2 separate regions of the Mus musculus genome follow, and region 1 is linked to region 2. Evidence: chromatin loops called from intact Hi-C (ENCODE). Cell type or tissue: left cerebral cortex. All regions are shown on one strand. Region 1 holds the start of Osr2 (odd-skipped related 2). Region 2 has its middle 4.2 kb from the start of Gm22208.

The links. Peaks named below come from ENCODE experiments on the same cell type or tissue, not always from the same donor. Only the 100,000 strongest peaks of a DNase experiment are listed, where the experiment ranks them.
Region 1: a loop joins it to region 2, with 3 times the contacts of the local background. A loop is called at or near these places in 6 of 42 quality-filtered maps.

The regions. Positions count from the first base shown.
Region 1 is chr15:35,296,058-35,300,057 of GRCm38, forward strand. It overlaps Osr2 (odd-skipped related 2), which reads left to right and starts at 41. Exons shown (of 4, transcript NM_001368665.1): 1 at 41-410. In left cerebral cortex, a CTCF peak has its summit at 2,369; DNase peaks (open chromatin) are centred at 505, 795, 964, 1,818 and 2 more places; H3K4me3 peaks cover 704 bases.
Region 2 is chr15:34,533,954-34,537,953 of GRCm38, forward strand. No RefSeq gene overlaps it. Among named protein-coding and RNA genes, the nearest start is that of Gm22208, 4.2 kb to the left of the region's middle. In left cerebral cortex, a CTCF peak has its summit at 2,094 (motif pointing right); DNase peaks (open chromatin) are centred at 2,087, 2,390 and 3,758.

The DNA.
Region 1 (4,000 bases), 760 kb after region 2:
GCGGGGCCGCTACTAAAGCCTTGGACTCCGGGCCAGGGGCAGCCTGGGGCGGGACGCGGGCTGGGACGGAGCTCAGCGCGCTCGCAGCCGGAGGGTGATGGCCCTGCAGGGCTGCGGGCTCCGACTTTACCCGCAGTCCGCGGTCAGAAACTGGCCCAGGCACCGGGATCTGGGCGAGCTCTGAGCACTCATCCCAACACGCTCGCTCTTTACACATCCCGCTTCCACGGACTGCCGAAGACCAATTACCGCTGTCGCTTTCGCTCCCCCAGATCATGTTCTCGGTTCCCGGGACAACGCGCCGAAAAAGAAGTTCTCCCAGTTTGGACCTCATGACCTTTCCAAGCTGTGCGTCCTGCTGTCCGGACCTAGTCTGAACCGCGCTGCCCAGGCAGACATCGGTTCTGGCGGTGAGTGTCCTTTCCAGGGCCAGGCTGTAGCCTTCCAAAGGAAGGGAGGGATGTGGGTGCTCAAGGGGCGCCCAGGTTCTCAGTCTGGAGCGCTACAAGTTCAGAAAATGAAAGGCAGCCGTGCGGACCCTAGTCCCGGGCCTCGTGTTCTGGCCTCCTCCGGTCCCTGCACGCGACTCCCAGCTAATACACTCAGTTGTACTTTTGTGCGCTGTCCCTTAGTTTGGTTTTGGTAGATTTACGCATTCGGCAAGATTTATAAAGGCCGATCATCGTACTTTGTGGCCAGATCCCATCACCCCGTGATATTGCTCCCCTGCTCTAGAAAGCGGGATCCACGCTTCCTCCTACTGCAGCTCCGGCACTCAGCACGGAAGGGCCGGGACACACGGTGCAATCAAGCCAGCGACTCCGAAGGCGCATTTCACAGGGGAATAGTCCAGTCATGGGTGATTATTTTTTCCAACCGTGTACTGGCCTCTTGCTTTTCCTCCTGCTCCGGTCTTCGCCCAGAGGCCAACAGGCAAGCTTCTCAGGAGCTGAGACGCTTGGGTTGTCGAGAAATAGCTCGGAATGGAGTCGCGGTTGTAGGAAGGAGGCAGGACAAGGTGTTTGTGGAGGCAGCAACGCTGGATCGGTCTCCCCACCTGTGAGCAGAGAACAAAAGAGTTCTGACTGCTTTCGAAGCGAAACTGGGTGCAGACAGCAACTTTCTCTGCTCCACAAATTCCAGTCTTGAACAGAACAAGAAAATGAAATGGAGAGGGAGGGAGCGGAGACAAACCCAGTTTATGCGGAGGGCGCCTTAATTTAATTAACTCTTCGGGAAGGCAGAGGCACGGGGAAGGGGCAGAAACTTCGTGCCCCCCCCCCACTTGACCAAATTCTCCTCCCCCACCATGATCGTAGATCTCTTTCTACTATAGCTCTCTGGCTTTTACACAGTTCTGCTGTGTTTGAACTGAAAATCAGCGAACATAACCATTCATCCATCTGTCATTTTACTCAGAAGCCCATACACAGGGTCTAGCAGATAACGCCGAACGATATTATTATTATTATTATTATTATTCAATGTAACATCACTATTACCAACGATTGGAGAGTCTTTATCAAATAATCAGGACCCCTGTGCTCTCCAGTGTTTTTAAAGTTTTACCAAACTGAAATTAATATGTACTTTGCTGACAGCCAGCGAAATTAAATTTTACAAATCGTCTAACATGCCTGAGAATTCCATTGAAAACCGATGAAAGAAATGTAGCTTTCTCTCCATTGAACCGTTTATGACTTTTCATGGTTTAACTTTCCTCGCAAAATTAAAGGTAACCAGTGGTCCGAAACATGCTAGTGGAGAGATGACAGCAGAGGGCCCATAGTTAGTGCCTGAGATGGAGTAAGTCCGCAGCCCCAACAAAACGAAAGTACCTTAGTTCCATGGGTTGACTTGAGCGATGATTTGACTTACATTGCTAGAGACTAAACAGGGGCGTGGGAATCTGAACTCTCTGGTTATTTATGTTTGGTAGGTGTTTAAGGGCACTCTATTTGTAAAGAGATATCAGAGGGCAGACTGGCTTGCTCTTCCTCAAACCAGATGACTCTTCCTTGCAAAGAAAGCAAACTTTCTATGAAGTGGCAATTTGGGAGTAACAGAAATTATAAGTCTCCTTTCTGCAGTATAAATCATTGGGAAGAGAAGAGTGGCACTCGGATTTCTGTAGACAGAATTAAGATTGTGACCTTTATGGCAAAGTTAACTTGGAGCATTTGGAGTCAGAAATCATCAATTTTTATAGTTGTTCTGTTGTATAGTTGTTCAACAGAGCCATCCTGCCACCTCCGTCTATTCTGAGAACCATGCATTGCCTCCTGCATTTATTTCTAAGAAATCTAGACTGAGAATAAATCCAGATAATCATTTTGATTTCCTCTCCATGCAGGAGAGAGGCTGCCTTTCGACACTAGGGGGAAAATGGTTTGACTTTCTGGAAAATCCTTATTACCTACGGAGACGGAAATAAAGATGAAATTTATTGTTTTTAATTGAAGAGTAAACAGTGATGTTAGTAGAATCTTCCTACACACACACACACACACACACACACACACACACACCATAGGAGAGGGGTTCAGTGTTGCAGCTGAACAGCAGTGAATAGTGATTTGTGTGGTGGGAAAGTTATTACTAATGGGAGTTTACAGTTTCGGTTGAATGCTCTGACTGAGACCCTCCGACTGTTAGACACTTCTCATTAACTCCCAGCCTGAACGCCCAGACCACATACCACCAGGCAGAAGCAGTTCATTAATAAATCTCTTGTCTCCAAACTGTTCCAAACAGTGGAGGAAGGAGGGAGTCCACGGAAGCAGCTAGTTTCAACCTTGCGAGAGCGCTGTGTCATAGCGCAGCCCTCTAAGCCTGCTGGCAGATAGAGTCTCAAACAACCCTTCATAAACGCTATGGGGCAGAAAATTCGGTGCAGAAAGGATTGGGTGGGCAGGGAGAGTAGGGCAGGCCCTAGCGCCCCCCTGCCTACTCCAAAACCTCAGGTGTCCCGGTGTTAGCAACGCCTTTGGACGGCTTTCTTCCTTGCCTGGCGAAGTTCTCAGCTCTAAACCCTGCACCTGGGAGGCCACCCTAGGCGGTGCTGCCAGAACATGTTTATAAAAGGGGGTTGGCTGTGGGAGACTGTGGGCTCACTGTGAACGCAGTTGAGGTGCTCCAGGGTTGCCCCTGTGGACGTGGGCATCAGGCTGTAGGTAGCCTAGGCCTCGCAATATGCAAGGACCTCCTGCAGCTCCTTTCCTTGGCCTCCTCCTGAATGCTCACTTCTTTCCGCTGCTCTTAAGGCTTCCTGGGGGTGCCAGATCAGGAAGCAGCCCCCTTTTTTCTGAGATCCTAGCGCTCGGTTTGGGAAAACAGGGTTCCAGACTCAGGTTCCGCATCCTCACCCGGAGGAACCATGCTGGAGTCTGAACCACCTGGAAGGGATTTTGGTAGGGGGGTGGAGGAGAGGCAACCCCTGAGAAGAAGGGGTGAGTCCAAGCTGAACCCAGTCCCCGAAGTGTCACTTTTCCTTCCTGTGGGCCCGTCACTTCTGATAAATGAGAGTAAGGCGGGGGGGGGGGGGACAAAACAAAACAAAAACAAACAAACAAAAAAACAGCGAGGTCAGCGTGAGGAGAAGCTGAGCCCTGCAAGCCCGGGAGAACATAGTGCTCCCGGTTAGCGCGGGAAAGGCGACCTGAGTGGGGCGCAGCTTGGGAAGAAGCCACACCTGTGGATCGAACCAGGCCTTCGGGTCCCGGATCGGAACCACGACCTGCGGTGCCACAGGGAGCTGGCAAGCTCCGAGAGACAGCAGTTGACTCTGTGGCCTGTGGGCCTTGACCTCTCAGTCCTCATGATTTCCCCACTTAAGAAGATGCGGGTGACAGTGGGACTGACTGGTGCAGCACCAGAGCCCTCTCTGCCCGCCTTTCTTTCCCCGGTCGGAGCCCCCTGTCCTGGAACCCGGCCTTCCTATCACCCGCTCGCCCGAGGGCCTCTTGCTGCCCAAGCTCTGGGAATCTCGGTGCAGACTGGC
Region 2 (4,000 bases):
AGCCTTCAGAGTATTTTGATTTCTTGTACTGCTGTATGTGGTTAACAACAAAATAATTTAAATCACCCGACTTCCACCATCTAGATGAGAACTACCACTAGCTTTCCCGAGCTATCCATTTAAGCATTAAGATATAAATGAGTGGGCATCTTTTAAGAAAAAGTAGTGGAGGGTTTAATTGGTTAAAATGAGAACCTATGCTCACATAGTAGAGTATGCTTGTACACACACACTGAGCCATGCACATTACACACTTACACACACAAACATATACACTTATGCACACATGCACTTGCACATCCATGTGTGTGTACTTGCCTACGCTTGTGCGCTCTCGCGCGTAACTCCCCCCCCCCAAACACATACACACACACACACACACACACACACACACACACACACACACACACACTGTGTTAGTTGCAGATGTCAGAATAGCAAGTTAGTTACACAGTTCTGGGCAGGTCTCCCCAGAACTATAGGATGCTATAGGATGTTGTTTCATCTCTGGCTTGTCTGTATGAGAATCACCTGAGAGCCCAAGCCTGAGCCAAAGTATGAGCATCTGCTAGCTGCTCTCTGGGTCCTTATGATGTGTGACTCCACTGGGGCCGAGAGGCCTGCCTCTTTGGACCCTCTGACTTCAGAGACCTGTGAATGAGTAATGGAGTCTCAGATGTCTCATAACTCCTGTCTGCTTAGCCAGCTTCGTCTACACCAAGAAACTGTATCCCTCTATGACATCAGCTCTTCTGAGCTGTTGACATCTAGGTGGAAACTTAATGAGACATTGTGGTCCAGACTGGGAATTCTACCTGGGACAAACTCATTTTAAAAAACAAAACCAATGGACCAATCAAAGCAAAAACCAGCCTGGCTGGTACTTGTGTGATTCCGTGATTCCAGTATCCCAGAGTACTTTGGCTTTTTTTTTCTTTTTATTTCTTTTTTTTATTATTATTAGATATTTTCTTTATTTACATTTCAAACGTTATCCCCTCTCCTGGTTTCCCTTCCGAAAACCCCCTGTCCCCTCCCCCAACCCAAGTACTTTGTTTTGATATTTTCCTCTCCTGGTAAGAATGTCCCAAGCTCAGATGTTCTCAGTTTTGCTGGTAAAGCATGCTACCCACTCCTTGAGATGTCAATTTAACTGGACTTAGTGGTGCCTAAAAGGCCCCAAATTTAGAACCACTATTCTGACTCTTAAAAAGAGGTTCTACTGCAACCCCCTAGGGGTGTGCCTGTCAGTTAAGGGAAAGGGCAGGGCAGCCAGCCATAAACCGACACAGGTCATTGAAATCCCTGAAATCCAGCTGGGGTCAAGTGAGTGTCCAAACTCAATTCAAAGTATTTCCAACCTCTCCCAATCCATTTTGAAAAAGTATAAAGTTAACCGGATTCTGTCCTTGGGGACAACCCCAACGCCACCCCATCTCCCCATATGTGTGCATTCATTTAAGGACACACTCCTAGCTTCAGTCCAGCCTCATCATAGCCTGCTAGGCCTGCTCACGGTGTTCCGGACAAGCTGGACTTTGTGCTCTTTCCATAGGCGCTTGAGACCTTGATCCATTTGCCTTTGCAAAGACCTGCTCTGTTTTCACAGAATATCCTCATCCAACTCCGTCTCATCTGTATGGGCTTGACTTTAGTGGCCTTACCTGCCACTCACTTAAAATACGTTGCTTTTATAGACCATGGTAGTGCATGCCCACAACCCCAGCCCGTTGGAGGTTGAAGCCAGAGGATGAAGAGGTCAAGATAGGCCTGAGCTACTTAGTGAGATACTGTTTCAAAACACAAAATCAAAACTAAAGCCATTCTTCTACGTACATCTTCCTCCAGCCCATGACAATTTCATTTCCTGGTTACCTCGCAGTGTGTAATCATGTTTGCATTATGTACTTGTATAACTCTTACACATCAGCCTCAGGAAGGTGAGACCGTGTCTTTTATTAATGTTTCAGTATAGCTTCCTTCCTGGCTCTTAACTCATCACTTCTATCTAATATATTTTTGTTGAATTGAAATTTTAAGTGATCAGAGGTCCGGTAAAAGTTGTAATGAGCAAGTAAGCCACTAGGTGGTGCCAAGACCATGAGCATAGGCTGTGGTTAGAAAGATCCTATTAAAATACAATTCTGTTGTGCAAAATCCTTGTTACTAAGGGTATTTATGTGGTCTTAGATTAATCAGTACTCCATCTTTTAGAGGGTATACCCATTTGGGCAGAATCCTAATTGACGAAATTTTGTTATGTGGAGTGTGTGTGTGTGTGTGTGTGTGTGTGTGTAACTGTGGTGTGTGCATCCATGCATCAGATTGTAGAGGCCAGAGAAAGATGTTGTGTGCTTTCCTGTACCTCTCTCCACCATACTGCCTTGAGATAAGGTCTCTCTCTGAACCAGAAGCTCATTGTTTGGGTTAGCCTGGCTGACCAATCAGCTCTCAGGATCCAGCTACCTCTGTTTTCAAGTGCTGAGGTTATAGGTCTGCACAGCTATGCCCATGGGCTGTGGGGCTTTAAAGTCAGGTCCTTATGCTTCAGAGCAAGTGCTCTTATGAACTGGACCATCTCCCTAGTCTAGTTCTATGAAGTGTGTGTGTGTTTGTTTATATGTGTGTATTTTTATGTGTGTATGGGTGTGGTTGTATATGGGTGTTTGTGTGTGTTTGTGTATGTGTGAGTTTGTATATGTGTTTCTGTGTGTTTGTGCGTGCATGTGTGGCTCACGTGTTGATGTCAGAAGACAATTTCAGGAGTCACTTCTCTGTGAGATGTGGGGGTTGAGCTCAGGCTTTCAGGCTCACTGCACAGATGCTCTTACTGACTATCTTGCTAGCCCATGGGCTCTCTGAATCTTGAAGATGTCTAGAAAAGAAATAATGGAAACTGTCTTATATAAAGTGTAATGCCTGCTCACAGTATCCAGCCAGTCGAACAGAGCAGAAGGCTTCAGTGACAGTGCCCTCTCTTCCTTTCCACTCTTATTTTTATTGAAGTCACTTATTAACCTTTTGCTTTCTTTTCTCTAAGGCAAACAAACTAGCCTTATGTCTTTAGCTTTCCTTCAGCAGAGGAATCTTCATTGACCCCGTTCTTATAAGCCTGCGGTTGTCCTGGAGACTGTTCATTTTCTGGCCCCTAGCATCCAACTTCTATGGGAGATCAGAAGGAAGCCCCAAGGACAAGTTTTACCTGTTCTCAAGACATTACAACAGGAAAAGATGCCCAAAAGTAGGCCAGGAAAATATGAGATAGAGCCCTCCAGGTCAAGATGACAATGTTCTGTTGTTCTGTTGTATCTTTTGCAGAGCTATGTGAGTGTGCCTGAGTGTGTGTGTGTGGTATGTGCGTGTGTGTGACTTCTTGAGGTGGACTCTGGAACAAGCCCTAGCAGCTGGCATGTGCATTCTGATGTCAGTTTTGCCAGACGCAGAGCTGTAGCTGTCAGGGGTCCAGCAGATTTCCCGATCAAGGGACCTGTCTGTGCCATCTGTGACTACTTCCCACTGTATAGCCACAATGGTCATTAGGAAGGTAGCCCCAGGACCATCACTTGGTCAGAAAATGATAAGCTGGAGTTACCCTGCTGGCCTTGGACTAGCTGTGCGAGGCACTAGTTCTTGCCCAGCTTGCTTGCAGCTTCCACCCACCCCATTTTCTTCTCTTCTGGCTCAGTTGCTTCCCTGTGGGCTTTTTTCTGTTTCTCAGTGAGATGGGGGATGCTAGAGAACAGACTCCGATAGGCTTATGTTCCTGGGATCAGCAGCCTCAGCAATGGGGACTTAGAATCTCAGGTGCCATTCCCAGACCTAGAGGAAACCAAGCATCTGGACCAGATCCTTGAGTGTGATTCCCACAGGCAGGAATGTTCCAGGGCCGTTCACAGAGTCCCAGGTGTCCAAACACTGCTACCACACCACCCTGCTATCACCAGAGCTCCTGGGCACTTGCCAAAGGCACACATTTCTGAGCATCAGCCTCCAGAGAGCC